Regions from separate parts of the Mus musculus genome. Here region 1 is linked to region 2. The links are chromatin loops, found by intact Hi-C in ENCODE. Cell type or tissue: left cerebral cortex. All regions are shown on one strand.

Region 1 (8,000 bases), 1.4 Mb after region 2:
GATGCCCCTCAACAGAGGAATGGATACAGAAAATGTGGTACATCTACACAATGGAGTACTACTCAGCTATTACAAAGAATGAATTTATGAAATTCCTAGCCAAATGGATGGACCTGGAGGGCATCATCCTGAGTGAGGTAACACATTCACAAAGGAACTCACACAATATGTACTCACTGATAAGTGGATATTAGCCCCAAACCTAGGATTCCCAAGATATAAGGTACAATTTGCTAAACAGAGGATCCAGCAATACCTCTCCTGGGCATATATCCAGAAGATGTCCCAACCAGTAAGAAGGACACATGCTCCGCTATGTTCATAGCAGCCTTATTTATAATAGCCAGAAGCTGGAAAGAACCCAGATGCCCCTCAACAGAGGAATGGATACAGAAAATGTGGTACATTTACACAATGGAGTACTACTCAGCTATTAAAAAGAATGAATTTATGAAATTCCTAGGCAAATGGTTGGGCCTGGAGGGCATCATCCTAAGTGAGGTAACCCAATCACAAAAGAACTCAAATGATATGTACTCACTGATAAGAGGATATTAGGCCAGAAACTAGAATAACCAAGATATAAGTTACAATTTGCAAAACACATGAAACTCAAGAAGAACAAAGACCAAAGTGTGGACACTTTGCCCCTTCTTAGAATTGGGAACAATACACCCATGGAAGGAGTTACAGAGACAAAGTTTGGAGCTGAGACAAAAGGATGGACCATCTATAGATTGCCATATCCAGGGATCCATCCCATGATCAGCCTCCAAATGCTGAAACCATTGCATACACTAGCAAGATTTTGCTGAAAGGACCCTGATATAGCTGTCTCTTGTGAGACTATGCCGGGGCCTAGCAAACACATAAATGGATGCTCATAGTCAGCTATTGGATGGATCACAGGACCCCCAATGTAGGAGCTAGAGAAAGTACCCAAGGAACTAAAGGGATCTGCAACCCTATAGGTGGAACAACATTATGAACTATCCAGTACCCCGGAGCTCTTGACTCTAGCTGCATATGTATCAAAAGATGGCCTAGTCGGCCATCACTGCAAAGAGAGGCCCATTGGACACACAAACTGTATATGCCCCAGTACAGGGGAATGCCAGGGCCAAAAAAAAAGGGAATGAGTGGGTAGGGAAGTGGGTGGGGAGGGTATGGGGGACTTTTGGGATAGCATTGGAAATGTAATTGAGGAAACTATGTAATAAAAAAATAAATAAATAAAAAATGCAGACCAAAAAAAAAAAAAGAAGGGCTTTTGCCTTGTCTTACTGTATTTTGTTTGCTTCTGTTTGACTATTGCCTCTTGGAGGCCTGTTCATTCCTGAAGAGTGACGGAAGGGCAATTGATTTAGAGGAGAGGGTAAGTGTGGGGAACTTGGAAGAGTGGACAGAAGAGAAACTGTGGTCAGAATGTACTGTATGAGAGAAGAATCTATTTATTTTTTTTTAAAGTGAATTTTAAAAATTCTGCTTGTGAAATAAAAATAATTAAAAGACAAAAAAGAAAAAAGAAAAAGAAAAGACACAGGGAAAGAGTTTCCCAATAGCTCCTCAAAGGAAACTAACTGTGATTAAACTGTGATCCTAGAATTCCAGTTTTTACAAATGGGAGAATATGTTTCTCATGCTTAAACCACACAGTCCTAGAACACTCTGGTGACTGGAAGTCCTAAATTGTTATGGATGGAGAAGCATCAAGCCTTACCCCCCCACACACACACACAAAAAAAAGAATTTGGAAATCAATTTCCTGCTAACCTGTTTGAACTATATCCTAACATATAGTGAGGCTCCACCCTGTCATAAGAAGTAGCTTTGGAGAATAAGCTTAGGCTTCCAGTTGAAGCTGTACCAAAAACGGTCCAGGGCCACTTGGCTTGCCACCCATCTCAGGGCAATCACACATAGCAGGATCTGAGCAGCTGTTGGATTTGAGGTGAAGTTAGATGTTTGTAAAACATAGTATTTGGTGAAATTTATAACAAAAGTCTTCAAACTTGGCCAGTTTGATAGCAGACAGCATGTTCCCGGAAGCTTACACCTAAGTATTGTTTTGGTTTGTTTGTTTGTTTGTTTTGTGTTTCTCCAACATATCTGTGAGCCCTTGCTAATCACTCAGTTAGCATCTGTGGCACATTGGTCAGACTCTGTAGCCTGTACTTGCAGATCTCTGACTAAAATCAAGTCAGCCTGGTCCAAAAATGCCTCTGAAAATTCTCTGTGGCTTAGGAGGGGAAGAGAAAGCAGATGATTGGGGTGATTTACATAAATTCAATATGTTAATGAGTCATTCTTATCTAGTTAGTATAAAAGACTAAGAAAATCCACCTGACAAAATAGCCTAGCAACAATTTTTGCTTTTTTTTTATGAAATAAAATAATTCTAACCCAATAGCAGATAACTTTAGGAAGAAAATATGCTCAATTGCACTAAAATTACAATAGCATGGTATTCCATTAAATTCTGTCTTTCCATTTGACCTTTAAACACAGATATTTTGTATAATAATAATGCTCATATCTTATTTTCTATGATTGCCAGTCAGGGTTTCAGAAGAAAATAGACAACACACCAAAATTAGGAAAGTTAAAAATTATCATTCACTAGGAGATCTAAGTGCAGGAGATCTGCTATACTGTATGGTGACTAAAACTAAGGATAATATTAGTCTTGAAAAGTGCTAAGACAATAGATGTAAAGTATTTTATCACAGAACTGTTGCTATGTGAGATAATGCATGTTTAATTAGCTGTTCAACGGTGTTTAGCTACTTCAAAACATCATGTTGTGCTTGAAAAATGTAGAAAAAAATGTAGACTTTATTGTTTACTCATTTTAATCATAAGCAAATTTGGAAAGGACAACACCTTAGAAAAGGATGATTTCTAAAAACATAGGTAGTAACTAAGGAAACCCAGAAGGTAGTATAGATGCCTAGAAAAAGGTCCTAGTCCAGTCCTGGGGCTGAAGGAGCAAAGGCCAATCCAGACATGAAAAGTGCTCTATACAGAGTGTGAGTGGCAGAAATCCCCATTGTCAGCTGAAGAGCTGGTTCAGGCTTCCGTGATCTTGCAAAGAGAAAATGTAGAGGGGCACCCAAGCCCCGCTCCCCCTTTCATTGTGTGATGCCAGTGTTTCCCGTTGTTAGGAGCAAAGGAATGCACCCTTGTTAATGAAGGCTGTGCTGGCCGGGCACACAGCAGAGCGGATGTGCACCTGTTTGTACTATATTTCATCAACTTGGCATGTTTGTCCTTGCCTAATTACTCTCCTATTACAGAGAATGCTCCTGTTAAAAATAAATGAGCAGCAGTTTTATCAACATGTTGCTTTACTAGTCTTTTTTTTTAATCTGAATAATTCATAAGGTAGAGCCCAACAAGTATATGATTGCTCTGGGGAAAAGAATAGTTTCATCGGAGAAACATCTGTTTTCCCAATTTTGTTTCTATGCCATTTTTACAGTGCTTCAGGTGTGATTTATCAAAAACTATACAAAAGTGTATATGCCGACTTGCTTTTAGTTTTCTTAGAATATATTTGCCTCAAAAGCATCATTACAATAAGTAGTAGAGAGTACAGCTGTATCTTTTAGAGATGAAGAAACCAAAGCTAGGTAACGTTACTGACTTGGGTGATGTCATGTGAAGAGTTGAAACAGAATCAAAGGTAGCGTAGCTGATGTTGTTTAGGCTACAGGCTATGCTGCTGTAAAAGTTCCTCCCTGTGATGGATCCCTCCTCATTCAAAATTCACTTCACATCCCCCACACTGCAGACAGATGAAGCAGGAGCAGGGAGGAGCAAGAAACTTCTGTTTCCCAGCTGCAACCACAAGTTTCACATATGGAATCCACTCCTATCCAAATAGCTCATCTGAATCATACGCTCTCGTGAGGATGGCTAGGAGTGTTCTACCAGAACACTGCAGTTCTACAAGAATTATCAGTTCCATCAAAGGCAGTGCGATGGAATGAATGTTGAGGGCAATCAAGTCCCTTTCATGGCACCTCCCTCTGCTCACTCAACTAGCAATAAACATAAAACTCTATCACCTTCACTGAGGGGAAATGTGGTCGCTTGTGTTGTACGATGCATGTGCTAGAGGAAGCACAGGACTCTCCAGTACAGGCAGTGACTCTGTGAGCACCTACAGTTCTAGGACTTAAAAATAAAGCACATGATATACGATGATGAGTCGAAGTAATACAATTGCAACCTAAACTCGGGGGGCGGGAGGAAGAAGCCACTATATGCCCCTGATTATAAATCCCTAAGACATTAAGTAAACTTCCTGTGTGAGCCCACCTGTTGGCTATGGTCCTGGAAATAATTCCTCTATCCATTATTTTCAGAAGTCTCGCTTTTGGCCTTTTCCAAAATTTTCTCTGCGACCACACCAATGCCATGGCTGATGAATAGCCCTGACACAGCCTTATATTGCTTGAATAAAATCTATGAAGATAGGTTGTTTTAGAGGTTCAGCCACAGCATACAGGAGTAAGCCATGCTAGAGGCAAGTAATGCTTTCTTTCGGGAATTTGTTTGCTCTCCGTTCCATTGAATTCTATAGTCGGAAAGTGCACTGGGGAGAGATTGTGACTTAACCTCTTGCCACGATTTGGGCCTGATAATAGCCTTAATGCTGTCTCAGTTTCTCTGAAAGCAGCAAAATTTGATTTGGCTTGTGGATAAAGTTCAGAAATTGTTATATCTAGATGGGGAGAAAGGATTGTAGAGAGAAATGAGAAGTCTCTGCAGCCATCTCTTTACTGAATGCCTTAAGAACGACCCCCTGGGGGGTTTTACATTATTTTTCTGTTTTACATTTGTGTATTTATTGTGAGTGTGTGCAAGAGTAGCTTTGCACATGGAAGGTGGGGACAATTTGCAGGCATATGCTCTCTCTTTCCACTACATGGATTCTCTAGAGATCAGCAAACCTGGGCTGTTAGGTTAAAAGTAAGTACCTTCACCCACTGAGCTCAGGCGCAATCTTGATGTTTGAGAACTATAAAGAAGAGAAAACTGAGAGCCAAAGTTGAAAAGGGGAGCAGCCTTCTGGAGGGTAGGGGCAGCAGAGTGTGAGCAGATATTTACTTCTAAATTTTCCCTTCGGCCAAAATAGCTGTGAACCAAGTTGCTGAATTATAGATCTGGACGAAATTTCAGACACAGTCTTGCTTTTAATTTAGAGTGCATTGAAAGCACCCAGGGACATGTTTGCTCCATTTAGCCTTTTCTGTCTCTGAATGGGGAATCTCATGCTTCTTCCAAGCAATATTTGTTATCATTTAACTCTGACACGGGGTCATGTGATCCCCCAGTCTTGTCTCTACCCTCCCGACTCTCCACAGCATAGCAGGTTGGAAGTAAGAGCATCAGACAGAGCTGGACTGTCTCTCGTCAATGCCAAGAAACTCTCACTCCGACTTGACCCAAACTTCATAATCCTTGAGAAATATCCAGTCCTCCTACAGCTCGTGATCGTATTCGAATGGCTTGGATTCGAACATTTTATTCTTCTGGTAGAATAGTTAGAAATACAAAACACTTTCAAAATATGTCAAGTCTTGATGAGCAACAGTTAATAGGTCCTTCTGTTTTGTTTTTCCCTTGACTCAGAAATAACTCAGAGTAGAATGGATATTGTACCCTTAAATAAGAAAGTCTCAGTAGGAAGCTACTTAAGCAAATAAACTGTGTCAGCTGTGATTGAAGTCACACAAGCCTACGTTATGTTGCAGTTTGTAAAAGTGTCCTATAATAGTACTCATGAAGTGCCGAAAAAGGAAAACTGATAGACTACTTCGGAGGGAAAACCCTCTCTCTTCACAAGGGAGTTTTGAATGAAGACACTGGGATTTCCCTCTGAAGTAGTCTATCAGTTTTCCTTTATCGGCAGTTCAGGAGTACTATTATAGTTTTGTATAAGATGTAAAATCGTTCTTGAAAAACGAAAAAAAAAAAGAAGCTGTAAAACTGTTATATAAAGTAATTGTGATGTTCAATAAAGCACTTAAAAAATATCTTCAAATTTACCCCAGTGCCTCAACTGTGTTTGTGTTCTTTCAGCTGTTGCAGGATGGTAGCAATAAGTGGGTTAGTCTCTGATTATAGGGATGGCATGTTTTTATAGAAAAGGAAACAAAGTTTCAACGCATAGAAGCACAATAAAACATTTCCACTCTAAAATAATCCTCACATGACACATCTAAATAGTTCTTTGCCAATTCTATAAATGAAAAGAAGAAAAAGGCCTTCTAATAATACCGCCTGATCATTTCTCTTCTCTATATAGCACTTTTAAATTGAGACAAAATTATTAAAAATAATTACTTGGAAACACAGGGCACTACCAAAGTTGTGCAAAATCCTGAAGTAACTTCTTTATGAGCTGTATTGAGGGGAAGCTGGGTTTGTGGTTTTCTTTGCTTTTGTTTTTCATGAGGCACTTTGCATCCTGCAGCTAAGCAGTGGAGAATCACACTTGCAACTTTTCCAGGTAGCAGGAGGAGAAGTCCAAGGTGGAATATTTAAAAGAAATTTATTTCTTTTAAATATTTAAAAGAATATTGAAAAATAATCCTTGAAGCAGCATTATCATGAAAGGTTCAGACTCCTAACATCTAAATATGAAATCACTAAATTTATGGCTGTCTATAAACTATATAAAAGGACAGAAGAAAAAGCAGGTAAATAATTAAGGGAGATTCGTCTCTTTTAAAAAATAAAGTGAGCTTTGAGTTTGTTGACATGGTTCAGTGGCACTTGCCACTTGCCCCTAAGCCCAATGACATGTCTTTCTTCCCCAGAACACACACAGTGGGAGGAGAGAACCAGCTCTTACAAGTTGTCCATGGACATCCATACTTGTGGCATCGACCACATGCATGTGGGTGAACATACAAACTTATAAACACACACACACACACACACACACATGCATGCACGCATGTTCATATGCATGGCACACCAAAACTAAAGTAAATGTAATTTTAAAACCTTGAAAAATGCCAGCTTCTACTATGGTCTGTGAAAATCTTTGTCTTAACTATATTCCTCAAATATGCTCAAGTCTGAGAAACAAAACAAACAAAATGAAACGAAACAAAACAACAGACAGATGGACAAACAAGAAGCAGGAGACTCACATCCACCACTCAGAGCACAATACTTGGAACTATGTTAGAGTAGACTATTGCAAACAGTTCTCATTGAGCTCTAAACTGAAAGCGATTTACACGACCAGTGACCAAAACAATCTTTGACTATCTTGTTAAATGAACGTAGTACAGGAGGAAAATTAAATAAAACAAAAGGAAGAGCATGAATGAAGATTTAAAACAGGACAGTACGTGAAGAAAGCCAGGGACTACGTATGTCATGACTGCAGCTATACAGGACTCTAGTAAACACACGGAACAAAGCCCAGTGGGAGCCTGGGCTTGGTTAGGGATCAGGTGGAATTCAATGTGACAGTAGAAGGGTCCATGTTTCACTGAAGAATGATACCCTGGACTCACGTAGTGTGTAAACTCAGAATGTTTTATTCTGCAGAAGTCCAGCATGCTGGGTTCTCCGTTTACCAGAATAGAGAGACACCCACTTGAGCTTGCAGGCTTGATTTAAAGCGTACTAGGAGGGTAGATGACCTCCATGATAATCTGTTGAGTCCATCTCCACGGACATTCCCTCACTGGGGTAAGGGGGCTAGAAACTTGCTGGAGGAGGTCTGGAACCTGCTGCGGACCCATTGTCCTTGCCTCAGGACAAGTGGCAGGGCAGCTTCTGAGGCCTGGACTTACCTGGAATTGCTCAGTTCTCAGAAACAGAGATTTAGGCCTAGTCTCTTTAACTGCCAACTTGAAGCCTGTCATGGAATCAGTCTGGCCTTCTCAACACAGGACTGGATGATGAGATTCCCCCTATAACACTTATGTTTACATTAAATATCCAGTTTCTCCACACTGCTTCTAATTCAA
Region 2 (8,000 bases):
CAAGTCATAAAGTGAATATTGAAAAAGAAAAGAATAAAACAAAATCTTAACCTACCAGAAAGCACACAAAATATTTATGTAGGTGCAAAAATTATGTAAGTTATATCCTTTTAGTATCTCTATAATTTCTACATCTTTGTGTGCACGTATCAAATATCCTACAGTGAACATATTATACTCATAATGGAAATGTAAAAGATTGTTTTAAAATTAGCTGAAATGTATGCATATTTAATAAAAGTATTATGTCTTGGTTTGATAAATGTATAATGACTTAATCAAGGAAAGTAATAGAGTATATTATGTGTTTCTCATATTACACCTGAATGTTATGCTTACTTCCCTATAGCTCACTTCAGTTAGAAAATTAACAGGACTGCATTCAGGAGCTAATGAGCTTAATGATGGAATGCATGCTGGTTATATTTAAAAGAGCAAAATGGAAGGTGTCATGGGGAGGGGAACAGGTGGGAGACTTGAGTTCAGGCCTTGGTCTGTCACTCTTGGCCACCCCAGATAACAAACAGCTCATGGTGGGTTTCATTGCTGGGCATTTGGGTGTATGGGGCGCAGGCAGTGGAGCACTCTTGTGCCCTGTCTTGGATAACACTGGTCTCCTGTCTCACGTAACCATGTGTTTTAAAGATTATGAAACTCAAGACCAGGAAAGAGTATCTGTGAAATTGTGTGTAGTATTTAATGAATATTTAAAGTATTTCTAAAAAGTTTACTAGCACAGGCAATCAGACTGCATGTATATACAAGCATTTACATATTTTTCCTCTGTAGACTCCTAATCAAGACAAGATCACAACTTAAAGAATGCCCGACTTTCCACTTTACTTTTATTGTTACAGTGTTATGATATGACGGAGAGGTCCACATGTCGGAGTACAGGTCCCCTTGGGGAGGTTTGAGAATGTCTTTGTAGAGGCAGTGCTCTCTTTTCAACTTTACTTAGGTTCTGGGTTCTGAGAATCCAAAAATACTTAGGCTTGTGAGGCAAGTGTCTCTACCCATAGATTCTCTCACCAGCCCATTGATCATTTAGCTTTGAAAATTGAAGAAGTACTATTAAAACTTGTATAGCTACATTGCATATTCTGTTCTAAAAGGTATATAGAAAAATAATGTGCTCAACTTTTGACTCAGCCTGAGGTGTGTGTTACAGAAGCAGCATATAAGAAGACATGCTGGAGGTGAGCAAGCAAAGGAAGGGGAGAGTAAGGGGAGAAGGGAGGGAGTTTGAAATGAGGAAATAATGAGGAAGGGGGTGAATAGAGACTAGGAAAAGGGGGAGAAACAGAGAGAGAACAGGGGAGGGAGGAAGAGACAGAAGGAAGACAAGAGAGAAGACAGAGAGAGAAAATCCAACCAATTTTAAGTTACCTAAGAAATAGCAATCTAAGATGAATATTTCAAAAGAATTCACTAGGAAGGTTAGACTAACTCTCAGTTTTATGATTTTATATAGATCCATAAGTTGCCCCTCAATGCCCAGATATAGTAAAAGCCAAAAAAAGGGGGGGCTTTGAGATTCCCATGTTCCCAGTGCCTGCACTGATATGTTATCGAATCTGATACTAAGGAGTTCATGAAGCAATTGTGTTTTTGACTGATAAATGCTAAACCCATAAAGACTAAATAGAGAAATATCTAGTGCTCCATGGAATAAAGGTTCAAGTCCTTTTCCTAAAGCAGGTCTTGTCCCCATATCTGTGATTGACTAAAGTGTTTTTGAGGCCCCAGGGTCTTAAGGAAATACATTAGAAATCTCCATGAATGGATTGGATCCTAGCAGCAAGATGCATGGGACAGTCCTACATCTGTTAAAACAGTCCTGCGTTAATCCCTATATAATAGTGCTCATTGATCCTACTGATTTTACAAAGTTTCTAAATCAATTTGACCCACCAGGCATCTTTCCTTGTGTTTCTTTACCAAACTATGAGGCATGAGGCACAGACATCTGTGATATTGAAGCCAATGGTTTGCTCATCAACCCTTACTGGTCCAGCAGATGACATAATCAACTTAGGAGTCCATCAGATGCCAATGTTTGTATAGGGAAGAAGAACAAGAAGACACCAAGGATGTCACCCTTAAAGCCAATCAATGTCTGGAAAACCAGAGGGTTAAGAAGAAACAAGCAATTAGCAACTGGAAGACTCCGAGAGGAGCCCCTCACTCAGGCCTCAGGACAATAGCGGACACCCAAGAACTCACGACAGACCGAGCTTGTTGCAAACTACATGAGGCTTTATTCGGGGAAAGCCAGAGCTCTGGGGACGACTCATATCCCACGCAGGGGTAGAGGAGTCGACCTTGAGGGGAAAGAGTTCCCAGTTTTTATAGGCCCTCAGGGGAGAAAGGAGAAGGGGGAGATTAGGGGATTTCCAGATCTAAACAATATCTATTCTAAAATGATTAATTCTTCAAGAAATGGGTATGGGAGGGAAACAAGGAAAAAATCTAATGAAGGTGCAGCAATGGGCACACACCTGGTCAGAACATTGGCAGACACACAGGTTCGAGGAGTGGCCAAAGCATTGTGCACCTTTATTTTTCTAAATCAGTGAAGCCAGTTCTACTAACAATAAAATCTATTTTACCAATTTCAGGGCTTCTATGACCTTTTACATTCTGCCAGGATCTTTCACAACTACAGACCAAGTTCAAGTCAGAAACCACGGGTATGATCAAGTGAATCATCTAAGTCTCACTTGGTAGGACTATGATCTACCCTTACAGTTGCGTTTGAAGTGCCTTACCCCAGGGCAACCCATAAGTAATTTGTGAACTGATACCAACATGTCTTATCTTTAGCAATGGCGTTTCCATACTTCTTCCTACAGTGTTTATAACATATCCTTAGAGAAAGTAGATGTCTTTATTCTACAGAAAAAGATTTCTAAATAAATTACAGATACTCGAAAAAAGGATTTAAACAGCAAAGACAAAAGCACAGAAGTAATTTTAATGGCAACCCCAGAGTGCTGGTTCAAACATGACTGCAAATCACAAGACCAAAGGGCACTTCTCATCTAAAATTTACTCCAAGATCCAACACTGAGGAAAACACATATCTATATTTGTTTAATTAGATGTCTGAGATGTGCTAAAGCAGTGTGTTTAGCAGATATCCATAAAGTGTGCATAAAATTAAAAGTCAATTGACTGAAGTAGCAATGAGATGTGTTGTATTTTAGAGCAGCGATGCTCTCACAACCCAGGCACTAATGTCTATAAAAAAAATACTGTTCTGTGACAGACAACTCATGTCTAGTTCCTAAGACACCTTCTTCTTATCCTTAGAAGATTAGCTCATTCTCTTTCTTGAATTGTGTCAGAGTGAGGTTGTTGGCTGGCAGGTTTTACCCAAAATAGGGTGGAGTCAAGGGTTCCATCTGGCTTTGGACAGTAGAACAGATCTTAGTGTAGGGCTGTTCCCTTCCATGTTTCCCTTCCTCTTTGCTGCCTTTTTTTTGAAGTATAACTGAGACATATGTGTTTCCTTGCCTAAATAAAGTTTTCACTCTTTCCTCCTGAGGTCTGGCCACTCTGCCACAATCCCTGCACAGCAGAAATTTTTGGAAGCAGAACCAACCCCCTAACCACCACACCTCCCCCCCCCACACCGTACTGTGCTGTAAAGGAGCTCTTCTGCACTACTCAATATAGACAAGAGAAAGTCTCCTTCCTGATTTATTTCTTTCAGACATGGGTTTCTACCACATAATCCTAACACACACACACAGACACACACACACACACACACACAACTGAAACACCTTAATGAAGCAGCAAGACAGGATTTTAGATATTTGTGTAAAGTGTAAGGAAATGGATAATACTGAAGAAGAATTGAAAGTTATATCAAAACAATATCAAATTAAGAAAAAAGAAAAAAAAATCCTGCTCTCAGAGAATAGAGCACAAACTCAAGTCTTAAGATTCCTCCTTTCTACCATATTCTACACACCCAGTCACTCACCATGTGTGCTCTCTGGGTCAGCCCACACCCATAATAGATTGGTTGCTCATCACCTGAAGACACACTCCACTAAATACAGGGATTGGCCACTGTGAGATTGGCCACTGTGAGTATACTGCTTGTAAAAGTGGCCAGTGGATCAGATTCCAAAGAGAAGGAGAATACAAGCAGGAAGGAACAAGAAGGAGAGAAGAAAGGGAGATAGGGGTGAGGGGAGGGAGGGGAATGAGGAAAGGGAGGGAGGAGAGGGAGGGAGGGAATCAGGGAAGGAGGGAGGGAGAGGAGGGTGCTAAAGTGGGAGGGAAGGGGGACAGAATGAGGGGAAAAGCAAGAGGGCAGAGAAAGAAGAGGGAGAAAAGAGGGGGAAGATACCATAATACTTCCCAGATGGCAAGACACTAAATTTGGAATGTCCATTATTTTTAAATTCTGAAACAAACATACTTTGGAATTGTCACAAAAGAAACAAAATGTCTGTGTTATGATGCTTATGTTACTTTCATGTTGCCATCACAAAGACACTGATAAAGTCTTCATTATACTGATAATGCAGTTAATAATTGTTATGAGGTGACATCTCATTTCTAAGATTTTGAAGTATTCATTTAGCCTCGATTTCAGAAACCAGGCAATTAAGAAAGAAAATAAAAACCGCATAGGATGCTACCCTGTCAACCTCTAATCGATGCTTTTAGTTCTAAAGCATTGTAATGAGAAAGGAGAGCCATATCATCACTGTGGACGAAAGAAGACAATCCTGTCAACATATGCACGTGTGTGATGGATTTTGTCCTAATTTTCATCTCTTTTACTTGATATATCAGTTACTTTCTAATTATATTCCTTTAATTTTCCAAAGGCAGGGAAAAAGCAAACTAATTTTAAAATAGGTGCACCACTAGGTGGCACCAAATAGCCATAATTCATAAGTCCTTTCAAAAAAATTCATATTTCAAGCTAACAGTTATAAGCCCTTTTTTACAAAAAGCATTTGTAAAAATGAATCCAAACATTTTTATTTTAGTATTCAGTAATAAAGAATTCAAATGTCTTGTAGATAAACAAAGAATATTCTTTTTTGGCTGAATTGAAATGTCCTTGTGTGGTCTGTTAATAACACCAGGGTAACATTCCTTGTTGAATGTAACAATACAACTTTCTTCTCCCCAACTAAACTGTCACAATCATAGTAGATAATTTTTCTTGATTTTATGTAGAAAGAGTTAAGCTGGACCTTTGTAGAGATGTTGCTTTTGTATTCTAAGGTCTGGTTTTACTGTATAGGGAATCTATCCTAAGAGAATGTCTCTTTAACTTAATAGTGATGTTCTCAGTCCAAAGTTTCATTTGGATTATGGTGTAGGTGCTGTGTGAGAGCTTCGACTCACTCCCTACACTTGTAAATCACCCTCCAAAATACAAGACTTATTACACTACTTCAAGTTTTGTCACCTCCAGGTTTGACTACTGCCATGTTCTCTACCTTGGTTGACAGAGAAAGAACCCCAGAATATTCATTCACTAAAGAATCTGACAGCTCGTCTGTTTAGCAATGCCAGCCACACAGAGTACATTATACAGAGGCTCGGTGCACAGCTCTGACTTTCAACGATCACTCTAGATATTCATTTTAATTTATAACACTTGCTACTGCCAAGGACTTTTATGTAAGTTACTCCAGGCCTCCATCCTTTATTATGGAAATTAAGGTATACCACCAGATAGTTCTCGGGGTCAAAAATAAACTCAGAAGTTTGGGGTCCTTCATGCGATGATCAATCTCATTTCTGGTTTGAAAAACAAAAACTAATTGTGTACAAGACATAATTTCCTTTAAAATATGGATCCTCATTTTAGATTTTGGGAGCAGTATGTATATGTGTAGAAGGAGATGGAGTCTAGCAGAATGACATGCCAGTCCATCTTGCCTGTTGACCGAACAATATTTTCATAACAGAAAATATAATAAAAGTACTTGAATATAACAGGCTTGGTAAGATCCAGCTTCAGTGTCATTATCTTTCAGGAATCATGTGTTAAATATTGACTAAAATTAAAATTTTGTATTTCAGGAAACTGTATAAAACTATGGTGTTCTCATATGGATAGAACTATCAGCCAAAAGTATTGATAGGCCAGCTTTTCATGACCAGTAGACAATATCTTTTAAGTCATTGTTCTAGTGGGATATGAAATGAAGACACAAACAGGCAAGAGTCCAGATGTCCCTGGGTGCAAAGCAACTCTACAGCCTTGGAAAGTAAACTTGCCATGAATAAATGCAGATAAAGGGAGCTGGGCTTCCTTAACCTAACAGATACATATCATGTATCTACTGATGGCAATTTTCTCTGTCGGTACTGGGAATAGAAGAAAGCAAGCAGCTTGCAATATGCTGTGCTGGATTAGAACTTTTTCAGTGATGTGCCTTTCAAATGTCTTCTATTTCCTGAAAAAAAAAAAAAAAAAGGTAGGGATCTTGCTTTTCCTTGTCAGCAACCAGCGTGTTTGGGGTGATCTAGTATGATTTTCTCCTTCCAGGCATTAATTAAAACTCTAAGTTTATCAATAAAAACATAACTAAATATAACTTGGAAAGCTATAGGCAAGAAGTGAAATTATCTATTACATATTTCTCAATTTTAATTATAGAAAACTTTCCTTTAATCAGAAGTAGTGACAGTAAACAACCGGCTTAACAGTTGTGCAGATAATCTTTACCAAGGCTATAATTTTAAAATTGAAAATCAAATTATGAATTTAAATGTCTATTCTATACAGAAAAAAACAATGGGCATTTTAGTGATTTTCATAAATAAAAAGTAGCTTAAGTCATTGTATATTGAGAAATTTATTGATCTACTCTGGTCACTCTCATTCTTACTTACACATTTATTGAAACTAGTTGTTTTATCTTTTGGTTAAATACAGGTTTGTGACCTATACCCAGATATACCTCTCACCCAATGCCATTCCTGTGGCAGTGGCTCACTGTCCTGGAGCATGCCCTGCGGAGCACGGTCCCTGGGGGTTCCTGATCAAAAGGTGATGCCCCTTATGCTCCGGTTTGCTTCAGATCCTAGATGCTTAAAAAGTCTTCTCAAAACAGCTGATCCCATAGAACAAAGCAATTGGTTCTATTGCAAAGTAAATGGTCTCATTGTTAAGCTTCCTTTTACTGTCACATTTTACCTACATGAAAACAAACTGTCTGATGCCAAAATGACAAAATTGATGTGTATTTGAAGGAGACACCGTGATCCATAATTTAAATATCTACATTTCATAAAACCAGTACCTATGTATTACTGCTAATCTACTACAAACAATATGAACTTCTGATTTAAAGTATAGCATGTATAATATGCCTCGGTACTTTTCTTAAAAGTCTCAGGGTGTGCAAGGGGCAGCAGGGATTATGCAAAGTGAATAAGTTAAAAAAAAAAAGCCTCAGGACTTTATACCTTTGTTTTTCTATTCTCACCAACACAGTGCTGACACTATATATTTCCCCAGCTTACAAACAGTAATATTTATTGACTTTTATGTTTTTCTGTTTTATTTGATGAAAAATATGTTGTTTTAATCTCTATATTTCTGAATAGTGGAGAAAATATCTATGTTTATTAGTGTCAAGGACTTAATAGATGTCCCACAGTGTCAGGTTTTGAGCTCTGCAGGGTTCTGGGAAGTGGGAAATTTCTGAGGTGAAGAGAACATGAGGTGGAATACACTCCTGTAGAATAAATACTCTTAAAGAGAGACAATAAACGGCTTTCTTGCATTGTGCTTCCCACATGAAGACACCATGAGAAGCAAACCTTACTCAGACTGGCATCCTGACTCTGGACTTCCAACCTTCAGGACTCTGAGAATAAGTTCCTATTGTTTACAATAGCCTATGATTATGTCTCCTCCTTACCATACTAGGTCCATCTAGTGTTCTTCCTATGTATAGTTGTTTAGAGCTGTCCACTTAGGTTTAGATAGCCTGTCAAGGATTTTT

What was found. Hi-C counts contacts between places; a loop is a spot of excess contacts. Peaks named below come from ENCODE experiments on the same cell type or tissue, not always from the same donor. Only the 100,000 strongest peaks of a DNase experiment are listed, where the experiment ranks them.
Region 1: a loop joins it to region 2, with 2.6 times the contacts of the local background. A loop is called at or near these places in 11 of 42 quality-filtered maps.

The regions. Positions count from the first base shown.
Region 1 is chr6:16,210,054-16,218,053 of GRCm38, forward strand. No RefSeq gene overlaps it. Among named protein-coding and RNA genes, the nearest start is that of Gm36406, 260 kb to the right of the region's middle. In left cerebral cortex, no CTCF peak of the experiment used is centred here; DNase peaks (open chromatin) are centred at 3,169 and 3,812.
Region 2 is chr6:14,834,208-14,842,207 of GRCm38, forward strand. No RefSeq gene overlaps it. Among named protein-coding and RNA genes, the nearest start is that of Gm36300, 16 kb to the left of the region's middle. In left cerebral cortex, a CTCF peak has its summit at 4,897 (motif pointing right); a DNase peak (open chromatin) is centred at 4,874.